Linked DNA regions of Homo sapiens: region 2 is linked to region 1. A link is a loop called in an ENCODE intact Hi-C map of the cell type or tissue named here. Cell type or tissue: natural killer cell. All regions are shown on one strand. Links, peaks and the distances in the headings refer to the core of each region. The heading gives the core; the rest is flanking DNA.

The links. Hi-C counts contacts between places; a loop is a spot of excess contacts. Peaks named below come from ENCODE experiments on the same cell type or tissue, not always from the same donor. Only the 100,000 strongest peaks of a DNase experiment are listed, where the experiment ranks them.
Region 2: a loop joins it to region 1, with 3 times the contacts of the local background. A loop is called at or near these places in 3 of 110 quality-filtered maps.

The regions. Positions count from the first base shown.
Region 1 is chr21:46,478,475-46,487,482 of GRCh38, reverse strand. It overlaps DIP2A (disco interacting protein 2 homolog A), which reads right to left. Exons shown (of 38, transcript NM_015151.4): 2 at 2,655-2,726. Among named protein-coding and RNA genes, the nearest start is that of DIP2A-IT1, 21 kb to the right of the region's middle. In natural killer cell, for the core only: no CTCF peak of the experiment used is centred there; a DNase peak (open chromatin) is centred at 3,982; H3K27ac peaks cover 1,383 bases.
Region 2 is chr21:46,532,823-46,541,319 of GRCh38, reverse strand. It overlaps DIP2A (disco interacting protein 2 homolog A), which reads right to left. Exons shown (of 38, transcript NM_015151.4): 11 at 7,673-7,796; 12 at 7,207-7,316; 13 at 6,633-6,735; 14 at 4,032-4,096; 15 at 3,781-3,874; 16 at 2,718-2,837; 17 at 1,329-1,443. Among named protein-coding and RNA genes, the nearest start is that of S100B, 68 kb to the left of the region's middle. In natural killer cell, for the core only: no CTCF peak of the experiment used is centred there; no DNase peak of the experiment used is centred there.

The DNA of each region.
Region 1 (9,008 bases), core at 509-8,508:
CCCAAATAATGTGTAATAAGAATGGGCATGGCCAGCATTTCTGTTTACCCATTTGGAATGGAAATGGCTACAGTATCTGGTTGTTTAGTTTGATGATTGCTGGTGATTTTGGACAAATGGGCTTTAGAGATATTTTAATAGTTTCCTTCAATCCCAATTTTACTCTGAGTTTGTTTTTATTTTGGGTGAATAAATATCAGCATATAAAGAGCCTCGTCAATCTTCTTGTTGTTGTTGATCTGTTATAAAATATATCATACCAATATAGGCAATACAAAGCATGTATGCAGTTTAAGAATATTATTAAGAAACAATCAATGTAACCACCACATAGGTTATGAAATAAAACACTCAGTGCCTTAGGGGTCCCTGTGGCCCTCTCCAATTTAACTTCCATGAGGAAATGGTGTGCTGGCTTCTGTGAAAACCATTTCCTTCTCTTTCTGGACTCACTACACCAGCTCTCTAAATATTAACAGATCGGTTTGGCGTCTTTTTTTAAGCTTGTATTGGCTATATGCCTTTGTAATTGCTTCCTTCATCCTCACGATGTTTACAAGATTCATTCTTGCTGATGCATGTAGGTCTTTAGCTTTCCGCTGTATGAATTCTGTTGATGGGTATTTGAGTTCTTGGCAGTTTACAGATATAATGAACATTTTTGTACAAGAGAATAAGGTGCAAACAAATAGGAGTTTCTCTAGGGCAAATATGTACCTGAAGAACTGCTGCACCTCTTCAACTTTACTATGTAATACTAGCTGCCTGCATCCTACTGATTGAATCCTCTCCAACAGGACAGATGGCTGTGGTTACAATGTGCATTGCTCTGATTACTAGTGAGGTTAAACATCTTTACATTTGCTCATTGGCTATTTGGATTTCCTCTTATGAAATAACCTATTTGAATCTTCATCCATTTCTCTACTAGACTTTTCTTATCATGTTGGGAGACTTTCTGGCTATTAAGTTTAAACTAATTAAATTAAGGGAAGGTGTGGTGGCTCACACCTGTAATCCCAGCACTTTGGAAGGCTGAGGCAGAAAACTCGCTTGAGGTCAGAAGTTCAAGACCAGTCTGGGCAACATAGCGAGACCCCATCTCAATCAGTAAGCTGGGCGTGGTGGTGCACACCTGTAATCCCATGTACTCAGGAGGCTGAAGTGAGAGGACTGCTCAAACCCAGGAGTTTGAGACTGCAGTGAGCTATGATCACACCACTGTGCACCAGCCTGAGCAACAGAGTAAGACCTTGCCTCTTATGTGCAATCATCATACATGGCTGGTGTTTCATATACTGGACAATGCAGTCAGAGAACATGTCCGTTACTGCAAGAAGTTCTACTGGACAGCACTGCTCGGTACATTCTGGATACTAGTTCTTTAGTTCTTTTTTTTTTTTTTTTTTTTTGAGATGAAGTCCCACTCTGTCGCCCAGGCTGGAGTGCAGTGGCACAATCTCGGCTCACTGCAACCTCCACCTCCCAGGTTCAAGTGATTCTCCTGTCTCAGCCTCCCGAGCAGCTGGAACTACAGGTACGCACCACCATGCCCGGCGAATTTTTATATTTTTAGTAGAGACAAGGCTTCCCTATGTTGGCCAGGCTGGTCTTGAACTCCTGACCTCATGATCCCCCCACCTCAGCCTCCCAAAGTGCTGGGATTACAGGCGTGAGCCACCGCGCCTGGCCTCTGGATACTACTTCTTATTTGTGTTACAACTATCTTCTCACACTCTGTAGTTTGTCTTTGCAATCTCTTTATGATGACGTTTGAAAAAAAGTTCTTAATTTTAATGTGGTCCAATTAATCAATCCTTTCCTTTATGGTTCCTGCTTTTTGGTACCTTTAGTGACATCAAAAAATCCTTCCTATCTTGAGATGGCAACAATCTTCCTGTAAGATTTTCTAAAGGCTTTAAAGACCTTTCACATTTAGGCCTAATACATCTGGAACCGATTTTTGTCTCCAATGTCATGTGTTTCATATATGGATAAAGAACTATGCCAGCACCATGCCTGCCACACCACCATTCCCATGTGCAAAGTCCGCACACATATGCATTTGTCTGAGCTGTCCAGTCTGTCTTAGTGACAACGGCTTTAATAATAACTCTTCATATCCTGGTTGGGCCAATCCTCTCACCTCATTCTTTTTTGAAAATATTTTGGGTCTCTTGACCTTTTATACTTGGATATACATTTTAGAACTAACTCGTTAAGTTACACACACACACACACACACAAAACCTATTGAAATGATGAATGCACTGAATCTACAAATCAATCTAATGTGGGAAGAACCGACATCTTTACAATAGATGCTCTAGCCCTAGTAAGAATTGTGCCAGGTTGTTCATAATCATAAAAATAAAATAAATCCTCTTTGGGAATGAGATCTGAGATCTGTATCAAGCCAGAGCTTTAAATTATAATCTATGCCTTTGGATTTTATTATTTAATATTAGAGGCATATTTTTCAAGACCAGCCTGGGCAACACAGCGAGACCCTGTCTCAATCAATAATCAACATATACCAGTGTTTAAAGTTGGTTTAACATTGCTAACAAATGTTAAACTCTAAAAACAATTTAAAAATCACATGTTATGAAACAATATAATTGCTATGTAACACCTGAGTGTATTGACCTTACCTTGAATAAGCGGTATATAACGTGCAAGCAGCTTTGCCCTTTTCTTTTCATATCCTTTTTGAGTGATGTCACCTAAAACAACAATGGAAAAAAGAATTGCATTTCTTCTACAATTCCAAAATTTTAAAATTAAACATCAATTTATGATTGAAAAACTGGAAACACTGATGTCCTTCCATGAAGTGTCTGGACAAATAAACTATAATGGACCCATAAAATGGAATACCACTCAGCAATAAAAAAGGAACAAACTACTGATACACACAGCAATTTGGATAGATCTCACATGCATGCTGCTGAGTGAAAGAAGCCAGACTCAAAAGGCTACTGAATACTCAACTTTTATGACATTCTGGAAAAGATACAACCATAGCGTCAGATACAGCTAGTGGTTGCCAGGGGCTGGGAGTGAGGAAAAGACAAGAGAATTTTGAGGGTGGTGAAACTGTTCTACGTTGGGAGTGTAGTGGTGGTTACATGAGCATATGCGTTTGTCAAAAATCTGTACCACTGTAGAAGAGTAAGGGTGAATTTTACTGTGTGTAAATAACACTTCAAATTTTAAAAATTGTGATCACCATCCCCTGGGAGCTTGCCAAAAATGCAAACTCTAAGGCCATATCCCAAACTGACAGAATCCAAATCCGCACTTTATCAAGATCCTCCAGTAACTCCTGTGCAGGTTCAAGTTTCACAAGTATTGCAATAAGGGACCCATGGGACACAAGCCGTCCCAGGCCAAGGGGTGTCCTTGGGAAAGGAGGAAAAAGGACGGCTGTTCCAGTAAATTATCATAAGGAAAAACAGCCTGAAAACAAATTAAACCACCTAGGAATGAGGTAGGAAATGCACCATCATGAAAACACTTCTTAATGTAAGCACACTATTTGGTTTCCTACACATACCTGGAAGTTCTAACAGGGGATGTGTGATGTGAAGACTTTATTTAGACCAGAAATACATATTACAATTCTCATGATTAGCTTGTCCTCTGGGTGAACATGGTAGAGTTTTTAGTGTTTTGTAAGATCTCCCTTCTCTCAAAACAAGCAAGCAAAGCAGTAAGGCTGCTGTGAATCAGAAGACACAGGCTGATGTCATTTATTGAGTACATAATTGAGTATTTCCTTTAGATGTATTTTTTATTGTAGGATTTGTTGTGTGAACAGACTGACACCGTTGAATATCTGACATCTAAGTTAAGCCTCAGTGGAAGCCTCTGGGTAGGCATTAATATGCCATCCTACAGAAGAAGAGCCTGAGCCACGGCCTGTGGGCCAAGCAGCTGCTCTGGTCCACACCAGCCTACCACAACCTCCCCACCTACTCCACCCTGCACTGCGCCCAAGCCCTGCCCTCTGCACAGAGCCTCTGCTTTAAGAGCTCACTTGGCTCCTCCCAAGCCTCTCATGCTTATCTGCCTGTCCTTCCATTTATTTATTCCCTGTGTCCCCACTGTGTTCCATCTCTTCAGACTTTTTTTTTTTTTGCATTTAGTGTCTTTTAGACATATTTTCTTATAGCTTCTTTCTATAGTGTCTTTTAGAAACTTTTTTATAGTGTCTTTTAGAATATATTCTGCAGAATGCATGTTGCTTTGTGTCTGTGTACTTTTAATTGACCCGAATGGCATCATATTATAAATCACTATTTTCTTCCCTAAGCCTTCCATTTTTAAAACCAACCCTTCCTCAATGCAATGAGCACACCTGATTCACTGCACTGACCCGGGTACCCCTTGGAAGTACATCATCCTTGTTCACCCCCTCACTCCATCACTGCACACTCCCAGGTCCACAGCCAGCCACCACCCACACCAACATGCTCAGTGCTGCAGTGACAATCCTCATCAGGTTCAGGATATAACTGTACAATTTCACTTATTAAATTTCAACTTGTGCACAACTTTTTAAGGTTTAGAAGGCAGTAATTTTCAAATGTGCATGTGTGTAGGAGAGGCAATTAATCTGCATCACAGAGGTACGGAATATGGCTCTGGCTGAACTCCACTGCTGCAGAAGAATCTCACTTAGGATCACAGATGCCAAATCCCTAGTAATATCACCAAGTCCTTCACTCGGCAACACAATTTCTAAAAACCCATTCTCAAAAGCACTCAACTACCCCTACAGGTCACAGGAACAAAGATGAGTAGTGCACAAGGGTAATAACATGCATGGAAGCTTGACACTTCCTATAATGACAAAGCCTTCTCAAATAGCTCACGAAGGGTCTGCCTGAGGCTGTTTGACAGTTAACATTTTTAAAATATAATAGGAATATACTCTAAAATAACAATAAATTGTACAGTAAATACATAAACCAGTAACATTCATTTATCATTACCAAGTATTATGTACAGTACCTAATTATATGGATTAGATTTTTAAGACTGGCAGCACAGCAGGTTTGTTTACACCAGCATCACCACAAACACGTGAGTAATGTGTTGTGTTACAATGGCTACAAGGTCACTAGGTGGTAAGAATTTTTAGCTTTATCATGATCTCATGGAGCCACTGTTATATATGTGGTCAATCGTTGCCCGAAACATCTACTGGGCATATGACCAGATATGGATACAGTTGTTCATAGTACTCCCTTATCATGCTTTAATGTCTGTGCAGTCTATAGAGATTGGCCTCTTTCATTCCTGACTGGTAATTTGTGTCTTTGGTATTTTCTCACTGTCGGTCTTGTTAGAGGTTTATCAAATTTATTATCTTTTCAAAGAACCAGGTATTGGTTCTACTGTTTTTTGTTTTTGTTTTTGTTTTTTTGAGACGGAGTTTTGCTCTGTCACCCAGGATGGAATGCAGTGGCACAACTGGCTCACTGCAACCTCTGCCTCCTGGGTTCAAGTGATTCTCCTGCCTCAGCCTCTGGAATAGCTGGGATTACAGGCATGCGCCACCACGCCTGGCTAATTTTTGTATTTTTAGTAGAGATGGGGTTTCACCATGTTAGCCAGGCTGGTCTAGAACTCCTGACCTCAAGTGATCCACCCGTCTCAGCCTCCCAAAGTGCTGGGATTACAGGTGTGAGCCACTGCACCTGGCCCCACTGATTTTTTCCTATTGTTTTTTCTGCTTTCAGTTTCACTGATTTCCGCTGTTATCATTTTCCTTCTGTTAGGAAACACAAAACCATAATGAGATACCACTATATGCCTATTCAAACAGCTAAAGCTTTAAAAATACTGACAATGTCAAGTGCTGACAAAGACTGTGAAGCAATAGAAACTCATATATTGCTGATGGGCATGCAAAATGGTATAGCCACTCTGGAAAACAGTGTGGAAGTTCTTTATACAGTAAAGCAAACACTCACCAGACGACCCAGCAATTCCACTTGATTATCTACCCTAGAGAAGTAAAAACTTGTGTTCACATAAAAACCTGTACACAATTGTTTATAGCCACTTTATTCTTAATCACCAAAAAACTAGAAACAACCCAGATGTCAAGTGAATGAAGAGACTGTGACGTAACCATACTATGGAAAACTACTCAGCAATAAAGAGGAACAGACTATTGATACTTGCAAAAGTGTGAATAAATTTCAAAATACATTACGCTGAAAGAAGAAAGCCATTCTCGAAAGGTTACATGCTATATGATTCCATTTATATGACATTTCGGAAAAGATAAACCCATAAGGATAGGGAATAGATCAGCTGGGGGACCGGGAGACTGCAAAGGGATAATATGAGGAGTGTTTGGGGATGATGGTGCTGTTCTTTTTCTTGTTTGGTCTTTTATTATGTTTTAGAGTCAGGGTCTCGCTCTGCCACCTAGGCTGGAGTGCAGTGGCATAGCTTACTGCAGCCTCCAACTTCTGGGCTCAAGCAAATCAGCTTTCCGGAGTCTGAAAGGAGTGTCTGACAAAGAAGTACTTCAGGCAGTTAGCAGCTGGGTGACTCCACAATGGACCAAGTGTGGCTAAGGAAGAAGCACCCCAACAGGGCATGACACAATGGCTGGGAGCCCCAAGGGCCCGGCAGGTTCCAATCCAGTACAGTACAGTCTGCCTTTGGTCAGGTCACTTTTACCGCCTCCAAGGTGGGCACCAGCCAGAAATCAGATACACACCAGAGACCTTGGACCCAAGTGAGCTGGACACAGCTGCCAGTGTTTATTCCTTTGGAAAGGTATTGGCCTTTCCCTTGCTGCCAAAGAACGGGTCCAAAGAGTCCACTAGGTCCCAACTTGGGCCACACAAGCTTACCCAGGATCCCAAGGCAAGGTCTCTGTGCCATGGCAGCTGGGAAAGCCCACAGCTGCCACGACTAGACAGGTCCTACTGGAGGTGCCGACACAGAGCAGGAGGAAACAATAAAATGAGGGATGATCCACACCTGATATGGTCTGGCTCTGTGTCCTCCCCACTCAAATCTCACTTTGAATTGTAATAATCCCCACGTGTCATGGGAGGGACCCAGTGGGAGGTAACTGAATCACGGGGGCAGGTTTTTCCCCATGCTGTTCTCCGGATAGTAAGTCTCACAAGATCTGATGGTTTTATAAAAGGACAGTTCCCCTGCACACGCCCTCTTGCCTGCCACCACGTAGGACGTCCCTTTGCTTTCTTCATCTTCTGCCATGATTGTGAGGCCTCCCCAGCCATGTGGAACTGTGTGTCCATTAAACCTCTTTCCTTTATAAATTACCAAGTCTCGGTTACGTGTTTGTTAGCAGCATGAGAACAGACTAATACAATACCTGACCATAATAAAACTTGAAAACAGATGCCACACAAAAAAAAAAAAAAATACAGGCAGTCTCCAAGCTCGTGACACAGAACAAAAGGTGAGGAAAATCTGTGAAGAGTAATATTTTGCACGGTGGCACCATTCACTGGTAACAGTCGTTCTTAATATAAGCACGTAGAGATTTCACTTTCCAAGCCTTAAAGTTTCCAAACACAGGGGTCTTAAATATACAGATCTAATACACAAAAGTAGAGCCTATCTGACTGCAATTTAAATTATTTATGCAGCCAAGCATGGTGGCTCACATCTGTAATCCCAGCACTTTGGGAGGCCAAGGTGGGAGGACTGCTTGAGCCCAAGAGTTAGAAGCCACCTTGGGCAACATAAAGAGACCCTGTCTCTACAAAAAAAGAAAAAAAACCAATTAGCTGGCTGTGGTGGCACATGCCTATAGTCCTAAGCTACTAGGGAGGCTGAGGTGAGAAGATTGCTTGAGCCCAGGAGTTCGAGGCTGCGGTGAGCTATGATCGCACCACTGCACTCCAGCTTGAATAGCAGAATGAGACCTTAAAAAAAAATAAGCAAATTATTATGCTTAACGCTGAAGAGTATAGATATGCTTCCACAGCAGTGTTTGAATGTCCACTGTCTCATTCATTTGTAATTAAAAGCGGGCTTTTTAAATGTGTAGTAAATATTTTATCTCAGTTTTTAATAAAATATGAAAAATATGTTCATTAAACTGAATACATACACACACATAGGAACTCCATTTATGGCACTGACAAAATTATAGCACTCAGACCAACTCTTCCAATGGGAACAACTAAAAAGATCACATTAAAGTTTTTCTTTAAATCTGAAGACATTACAGAAGTGAAGAACTGAGGGCCAAGTGAAGTCAAAAAGTAATCACCAAGTAGCTGAACTGAGTGGAACTTGGACAGACTCAGAGAGGCAGGAGCTCATCACGGACGAGGTGCCCTGGAAAGCATCCCAGGTTGTTTGTTGGGACTCAGAAGGACCACACCTTGGGTATGAACTAAAAATAGAGCAGCACTCATAAGGACTGGAGCCAGTTTCAAATCACTTTCTCTCTATATAGATTAAAGTGATCTTGGACTGCATCTATTCCCAACCTATCTACCTACCAGATGCAAAAGTAAGCCCTTTGTGGTCACAAATGATCACTATATAGACAATGTCTGGCATTTGATCAGAAGTAATTAGGCACATATGGCAGCAAGAAACTATGACTAAAATCCATGAGAAACAATAATAGAAAGCTATAGAAAATGGAACTTTAGAATAACCATAATCAATATGTTTAGGGAATTAAAAAGCAGGATTGTGAATTTAAAAAAAAAAACATAAATTCTAGGACTGAAAAATACTGTATCTCAAATCCAGGAATAAATTTAATGAAAGGTGTGCAAGACCACTACCCAGAAACTAACAACATTATAAAAACATTACTGAGATAAATTAAAGACCTAAAGAAATGAAAGGATATACCACATTCATGAATCTGAAGACTCAATACTGTGAAGTGTAATTTCTCTCCAAGTGGATCACAAGAGTCAGCCTGAGTAATTCTTGAAAGTTTTGCCAGGCGTGGTGGCTCACGCCTGTAATCCCAGCAC
Region 2 (8,497 bases), core at 1-8,000, 54 kb before region 1:
TCACCGCTCCCTCCAAACACCATCTCCTGCAAGCCAGAACCACCTGGCAGAGGCCTTCCTAAGCTCCTGGCCCACAGAAAGCATGAGAGACAATAAAATGACTGTTGTTGTTTGTGATACAACAATAGTAACTGGAATACTGAGCAACAGGCGTTTCCTCCAATATGAAAAAAATTACACAGTTGTGCAAAACAAATCACCATAGAACAAAAGAATGAAGAATAATTTATAGTTTGTAGACGACAATAGCGTTTTTTTAATGTTAAGTGATTAAATAGGGTAACTTTTTTTTTTTTTTTTTTTTGACACAGAGTTTCACTCTTGTTGCCCAGGCTGGAGTGCAATGGCATGATCTTGGCTCATTGCAACCTCCACCTCCTGGGTTCAAGCGATTCGCCTGCCTCAGCCTCCCGAGTAGCTGGGACTATAGGCACCTGCCACCACGCCTGGCTAATTTTTTGTATTTTCAGTAGAGATGGGGTTTCACTATGTTGGCCAGGCCGGTCTCGAACTCCTAACCTAAGGTGATCCACCTGCCTCGGCCTCCCAAAGTGCTGGGATTACAGGCATGAGCCACCGTGCCCAGCCAAGTTAGGGTTACTTTTAAAAACTTAGGGTTAGTTCCATATATGGAAACACATACCATTTATGAATATATGACTATAATACAAGATTACAATTGAGGCTAAGACACCTCAGCTGTGAGCACACTGAGTTCTACCCACAGGATGGAGCTGGGAGTGGGGCAGGTGAGAAGAGGGGAAAGGAAACCTCAGGAGGGGAGTGAGGAGCACAGGAAGGACCAGCAGCCCCGCACCCACACACAAGGACACTCAGGGCAGTCTGCAGGCTCAACATGCCCTCTAGGCTGAGAAACATGACATGAGGGAAACCGCCACAGGAGCAGCACAGGCCTCCCGGGAGGTGGGTGGCCGGGCACTAAGCACCAGGCCGGGTGCTTCTCCAGGCAGGTCAGTGGTTCCCACAGACTCCACGGCTGACCGACACCTGCCTCAGAGTAAGAAAGAGTTCCTAGGTTGTAATGTTTACCACAGCTACAGACGAGATGACAAGGCCTTTCTAATTTGGGAAGCACTCAGGAAAATCGCAAGCCGGCATTCTGCAAGAATCCAGAGTATGGCCCAGGAAGTTCCTACCCAATTCTCCACACAAACCCAAGCCGGCAAAATGTGGGGGGCCAGGCACCAAGGTACTACTGCACAAATGGGCCTGGATCCTAACAGGCACAGGCACAGCTCCAGGATAACTCAGCTGTATGCAGAAGATTCAACTAAGTGCTCATGAGACATAGCAAGGAATAAGGTTACCTGCGGATGGCGACAGTCAGCGCCTCAGGAGAACTTGCACAAGGACAGATGACCTCTGGCCTCAGACCTCTGGACTGGAAGACGTTGAGGAAGGCGTCACAGGAGGAGATCGACCCTGCACAGAGCAACAAGAGTGGAACGCCAGCACTAACTGGGGGGCCAGCAGGGAAGGGGTGGCTGGACATGCTCAAGTTAGCGCAGCCTGCGGCCATCGGAACCACAGGGCTGCATCAGCAGAAGGAAGGGGCCCCTTCACAGGTACCCTCAGACTTCATGTTCTTCAAGGAAGATGGTATCTTTAAAGGAAATCAGACAGCCATGGATGGTCTGGTGCTCCAAAGGGCAGAAGGGGCATCACTAGGGACAGGAAGGTGCTGCATGTGGTGGGAGACAAGCTGCACGGCACTGCAAGGATCAGGTGCAGCAACAGGGGAGTGCCATGGGAAGAGGCACTGGAGAGGAGGTGCACACTCTGACTCCACCATGGGGACCACGGAGTGGCGGTGCGCCTGGGGTGGAGACGCAGAGACCTGAGCAGTGCTGCAGAACCCAGAAGCAGGCCCTGCCTGGCTCAGGTGTGGACCAAGAGAATGAGAGGCTCTGGGGGTGCTCAAAGGTGGGGTGACCTCCCAAGAGATGGGGTGTCGGCCACACTGGAGAGGGGATAAGATGAAACATCAGCTTCTGATGCAGGGTAGTCTCCAGTGCATAGACAATGATGCAGGTTAACAAACAAGAAAACCCCTAATACCTGGTCAACAGGTGTGTGCTGCAACAGGAGCCCCTGTGTGACCAGCATCACCTGAGGCTTCCCCAGAGGAGGTACTGAGTCAGACCCTGGACAGTCCTGGGCCCCAGAGCTCACGTGTGCAGCCTTGACAAAGCAGTTCCCATTCAGACCACCGTACGCAGGAGGCCCTACGTGGTCAGGCAGCAGCCATAGGGAGCTCCTCCTGGGAGGATGTGGGGGACACCCAGGCAAACCAGGAGGGAGAATGGTTGGGTCCTGGTGGGAGAAGTGAAGCCAGAAGCCAGAGACGTGGGGGCACCAGGACAAAGGGCAGGAGGGTGGGGATGAGGCCTAAAGAGAAACAGGAACCCCAGGCCACAGCACAATCTGGTAATTTCTTAAGAAAGATGACTCTCATTAAGGCATGTACCTTTCATCAAGCATATTAAAATTGCTTTTAAATTTAGTGGCCTAATAAACATGCATGGGATAAACCAGTGAATCACCAAGATGTTCCGTGTCATAGAAACGATGGGACATGTGTATCTATATGACAATGGCAGTGAAAATGCCTCCATTTTGCTTCTCAGTGTATTCTACTTTGGTTTGCAGGAGGGGACACTGTGTGGGGTATGCGCCGGGCACACAGGCTCACTCACACGGGTTGGCACCATCGGCCACAATCAGCATGCGCAGTGAGCTGAGGCTGACGTCCCTCTGGCCCCGCTGAGCTAGGAGAGACCAGTGCATGTCTCGCGACTTCACCAGCGCGGCCCGAGCTGCAGAGAGAGGATGGCACAGACATCCCTGCGTCACAAGGACTGGCACCCTCACACGCCTACAGACACGTGTACCTCATCCCACAGAGAGGTGTACATGCACAGACAGACACAACACTTAGCTCCCAGGTCACAAGCTCTCTGCAGCCGTCTCTCACATGCAGTCTAACAAACCCTCAAAGCTTTTTCCACAAAAATCAACTCTGAGGTACAATTTAGACATCAAAACCTCAGATCCATTTCCAACATTAATTTTTTCTTAGAAGCTCCATATTGCTCTTTTCCTATCTGCCCGCTTCATCTCATGTTGTCCTTCCCCAAACCCCTGGTGCTGGCTGAGAAGTGTGAGGACCCCAGAAGCTAAACAGATGGTCTCAGGCCTCAGTCTGGCCCCTGCACTGGCTAGCATGTGGAATCCAGCAATCCCCCCACCCCTACCCAAGCTTCAGTTTCCCTCCATAAAGTAGGACAGACAGAGAGAGCTGCCCCTCCACACTGCTCTGAGACATGTCTAGAGGGGCACAGCCCAGTAGGTAGAACAAGGCAACATGGGTGACCCAGGTGATCCAGTGCCTCAGTGGCTGGTAGAAGTGCCACTGAGCTCCACAGGGCAGAGACACAGACTGCCAACTGTGCAGGTGTGGCCATGCTGGGGCCTCCTGCTTGGTCCCAGGAGGCACCTCAACCGTTGAGAGAAGTAAGGCCCAGACCCCACCAAGTGGCCCTACTTACCACATCACCCACGAAACCCTGAGGGCCATGCCAGAGGCAGAGAAAGCCCCCATATTCCTGGGCAGGGGTGTGACCAAGAAAGACGTCCCACAGCTCTTCAGCCTACATCTGCAGTTCCACATGTCAGCTTTATTTTTTCTTAAGCACCAAAGGTCAGTTCAAAGAGATTTCCCTAAAGAAGGGTGAAGGCCCTGACCATGGTATCCGTTACCTTTATAGAAGCACACTTTCTGGATCCAGGAGAGTGGGTTCGCCTTCATCAGCGCGTAGGGGACGCTGACCACGTGCATCCTGTTCATGACGCTCTGTGGGGGAGCACACATGCTTAGGGCGAGTGGGCCCGAGCCACACCAGAAAAAGCAAAACAAAACCGATGTACTCTCCCAACAACATTTCAGGCAGAGGCTTGGGTTCATCTCAATCCCTTGTTCCAACAGTTAGTCATCAGCAAACAACACTCACTGTTAACACGCCATGCCACAGACCAGCATCCCTTTTGAAATCCAGCACGTTTGTTAATGTTTCAGCTGCAAGTGGACAAAGAAGGTGACACCACTGAGCAACCCTCTCAATAAGCCCTATGCATTTTCTAGAGAAATTCTGAGGTGAGTACGTCATCAACATGTAAGTTTCAGGAACAGATACAGCATTTCCAAATACCACATACCAATTAATAATAATCCTGGTTATCTATTCAAATTACTGGAAACACATAAAAGTAGAAGGTCATGGAACTAACACAGAGAACCACGCTGAGCACTAATCAGAAGGCACAGGAACATCACATACTGAAGAAGCTATACAAGGTGTCACCACAGCTTGTCTTTTCTTCTTTTTTTTTTTTTTTGAGACAGAGTCTTGCTCTGTTGCCCAGGCTAGAGTGCAATGGAGCAATCTCAGCTCACTGCAACCTCCGCCTCCCAGGTTCAAGCAATTCTCCTGTCTGAGCCTCCCGAGTAGCTGGGACTACAGGCATGCGCTGCCATGCCTGGCTAATTTTTGTATTTTTAGTAGAGAAGGGATTTCACCACGTTGGCCAGGCTGGTCTCAAACTCCTGACCTCAAGTGATCTGCCCGTCTCAGCCTCCCAAAGTGCTGGGATTACAGGTGTAAGTCACCGCACTCGGCCTCTCCACATCTTCTCATCAGATATTTTTGAGTGGGTATTCTTCTCAGAATCAAGAGGTGGGGATGAAAAACTGTCAGGGATATTCTTACTTCTCAACTCTACACCACATCTCCTCAATTCTCACACCCAGAGGCCGTGATCCGGCATCTCCCCTCTGTAAGAGCTGGTGGTTTGCATCACCCTTCGGAAAGTCACTCTTCCTCTGCCCGTTTTCTCACCCAGAGGTATGCAGCTAACACATCTTAGGAAGCTGGAGTGGATAGGGGTCCTGAGGGTTCCCAGCACAGCTCTCTGCTCAGAGCCCCTGGCCAAGTCTTCTCTAATATCCGGCTCCCACCTTGCACAGGCAGAAAGGACAGAGCCTGGGGCTGTGGGCAGACCTGGCTTCTCGCCAAAGGCCACAGCACTCCAAAGGCAAACAGGAGAGGTTTGATTTGTGTGCCAGGAAATGCTGTTGCACCATGAATAACAGTACTATAAACACCCTTTCTCTGTTGGTTAAGAACACAAATTATTATCATTATTATTTAGAGACGAGGTCTTATTACGTTGCCAGGCTGCAGTGCAGTGAATATTCATAGGCACAATCCCATTACTCATTGGCATGGGAGTTTTGACCTGCTCCCTTTCCTACTTGGGTCGGTTCACCCCTCCTTAGCAAGCTGGTGGTTCCCCACTCCTAGAAGGTCACCATGTTGCTGCCAAACTTCGTGCAGATACCTGGTTAGCACAGCCCACTACAGCCCAAAACTCCTGGGCTCAGGCGGTCCTCTTACCTCAGCTTCCCGAGTAGCTGGGACTATAGGCACACATCATCACGCCTGGCTAAAGAACCCAAATTGTAGGTGACATATGTAAGATCAGCTCTGAGCTGAAGACAAAGAAAGTCACGGGGCTTGATCTGAAAGATCTAACTTTTTTAATAAAGCCCTTAAAAAATACCTAAAATCACTTTCCAAATCTCAAGTAAAAGCTTTAGCTGTGCCCTCAACTTATACCCTTGCTTTTAAACACCTATATTTTTTTCTTTTTTAAAAATTCTATTTAAAATTTCTCCCTTTTTTTGTAGAGACAGGGTCTCACTATGTTGTCCAGGCTGCTCTCAAACTCTTGACCTCAAGTGTTCCTCCTGCTTTAGCCTACCAAAGTGGTGGGATTACTGGTATGAACCACTGCACCTGGCCTGAACACCTATATTTTAGATATTTAGACATACCATTCAATTTCACTCAGTAGTTTTGTTCAATTCTAGTATTACAATGTAAGAAAACTACTGAGTCCATTTTTACAGTTTTTAAAATTGTCACAGTGTACCCCATAAATATATACAATTAGTACTTATCAATTAAATAATATTAATTTAAAGATATCTCAAGTTAAGTATCTGACATTTGAAGTAAATCAGGTGCTGACTATACTTTATCAACAGATCATCTATAACCATAAAGATTCTACTTATATATTTATATCCATGACAGCTGAGGTCAAAACTACAGTCATAGATAAAGTAATAGAAAACTAAAAGTGTTTTCCTCTTTTTGAATGAAAAATGCCCTGACCCTCAGTATGTCACAGAGTAAGCCAGCCCCCCAGGGCAGGCCTGTGAACCCAGCACTGTGTATAAATCAATCAGTGGGATATAGGTTCCATGTTCCATAAAATCAACATCCATGTGCATTTACTGAAAACAACCCTGATGGGGTTGTCTGGACTCTGCTAAGAGACACCGTGTGCCCTCTTGGCCAGCACAACCACAGAGACCCTGTAAGCATGCTAAAGACAGTGCATCTCCCTACCTGGCATGACCCGGATTAATGGGCAAAGGCACTACCCAGGGGTGGTTTTGACAGGTGCAGTGACAGTCACATGATTAGGTACGTCAGGTATCTGTGTGAGGCTGGAGGGGCCACCGCCCCACCCCCGAGAGCCCTTACCTTCTGAGTACCCGCACGCCTGGGTCAGAGCCCGGCACTGTGCCAGCAGGGATGCGTGGGACACTGTGACCCCCACCGTACTGCCTTCTTTGCTGGTTTTATACTGAAAGATTTCAAGGAAAAAAACATGATGTGGTATTTCTAGAGGTGACAACAGACAGAATGGAAACTGGTAGAATCTTCAAAAGAAGAAGTGGTCAGTGTCTCTCCTCTAACCATCGGCCTCTAACCAGCAGCCCAGGTACATGGCAAAACCCTGGCCGCTGAGGGGATGCTTCAGTGGAAGTTGTGGCTCCTCTTGGGCAGGTGCCCGAGGGTAATGGTGCGCCATGGGCTCCCTCATAACTGTCTGCATCCCCAGGGAGCCAGTTAGGAGAGAATTAGATGAGAGAGAAACCTGGAAGGATCTGAGCAAGGATTTATATGACACTCTGTATTTCCAGGGCAGAGATAAAACAAGAACTCTTAGGCCGAAACTTAACAAAAAAGAATAGCAACTTACATTCTTATGAAAAGCAAGACTTAAGCCTGTGGGACATGTTTTTACATTCTCTAAGTTAGGAACAGTCATTACCTCAATGTAGGCAGTCCCAGTCCCTGTGTCCTGGGCCAGAGGGTGCCAGTCCTTTGGGGGCTTGGCTAGATGCTTCCCATCAATCACTAGCCAGGAGAGCGGGGGCCAACCTGTGACACACAGACAGGACACAGAACAGCAAGCAGTCAGAGGCATCTGCTCCCCACACTCGAAGCCTGCGCCTCCAACATGCAGCACTAGCTACTGAGCGAATAAGGAGTGCAAGTTTTAGTCTCATTTCATTTTATATAATTTAAAAAGGTACATCCGGCCAGTGGCTACCACATTAGACAGTACAGGTCGAGACATGAAGCCAGATGAAAACCGAGATTCACCAAGGACTCGAACAAGGGATCACTTTTGCTGAAGACCCAGACACCTCTGTCATGTTTAATTTCTGGAACACCATGCATTTAACACAGACCACAGTCAGAACACTGACTCCCCTTCCCTTGGGAGGCCTCACCTTTGAAAGCTGCCACCTCTCCTGTCTGTGCCTTGGGGAGGCCTTTCTGACAAGCGTCTGTGGTCAGGGCCAAGAAGACTCCACAGCTGCCCAGCAGAAACCCAACCTGCTGGCTGCCTGCATCCTGCAGAAAGCAGAGTGACCGTGTGGGGTGGGGTGCTCACAGCAGCCACAGCCCCAGACCCTTGGTGCTCCAGGCCATGCACAGAGAACAGATCTTTTTTTCATCCCTCATAAAACTTCCAGAATAATTCAGTCCCATTATTGATATATATGATCTTTTCACGGAAATAGTTCATGAAAATGTGACAACTATGTTTAAATTTAAAAGATAATTTTGGTTTGTATTTGTGTTGAAATATAAAGTTTAATGGGCTAATTTCTCAAAGTTTATTCTTACAAATGACATTTAGAAGCATTTTTAATAAACTCCAAAGTTAATGGCATTGAAATTTCTATTGAATCATGTTTGAAATTTACAAATTAATCTAGAGAGGCCTGGTCACCAACGATATTAAATTATTTCCACACAGAAACACATTTCCTTGTAGCCAAGTCTTCTGTGTCCCTCAGCAGTATTCTGTCATTTTCTTCATATAAATTTGACAAATCTCTAGTTTTACTCCTAAGAACCACTGCATTCAAATACCTGCCCATCACATATTATGCTTTGAGATACACTAGTTTGATTTGCAAATTTTACTTTTGGGATTCTTGAATATTTCTGGATAATGCTCCTGTTAACAACTGCCTGAATTCTGGGACAGGATGACAGAAAACTGATTTTCTCAAATTCATGCCTTGTCTATTTTTTTTCAGTAATCA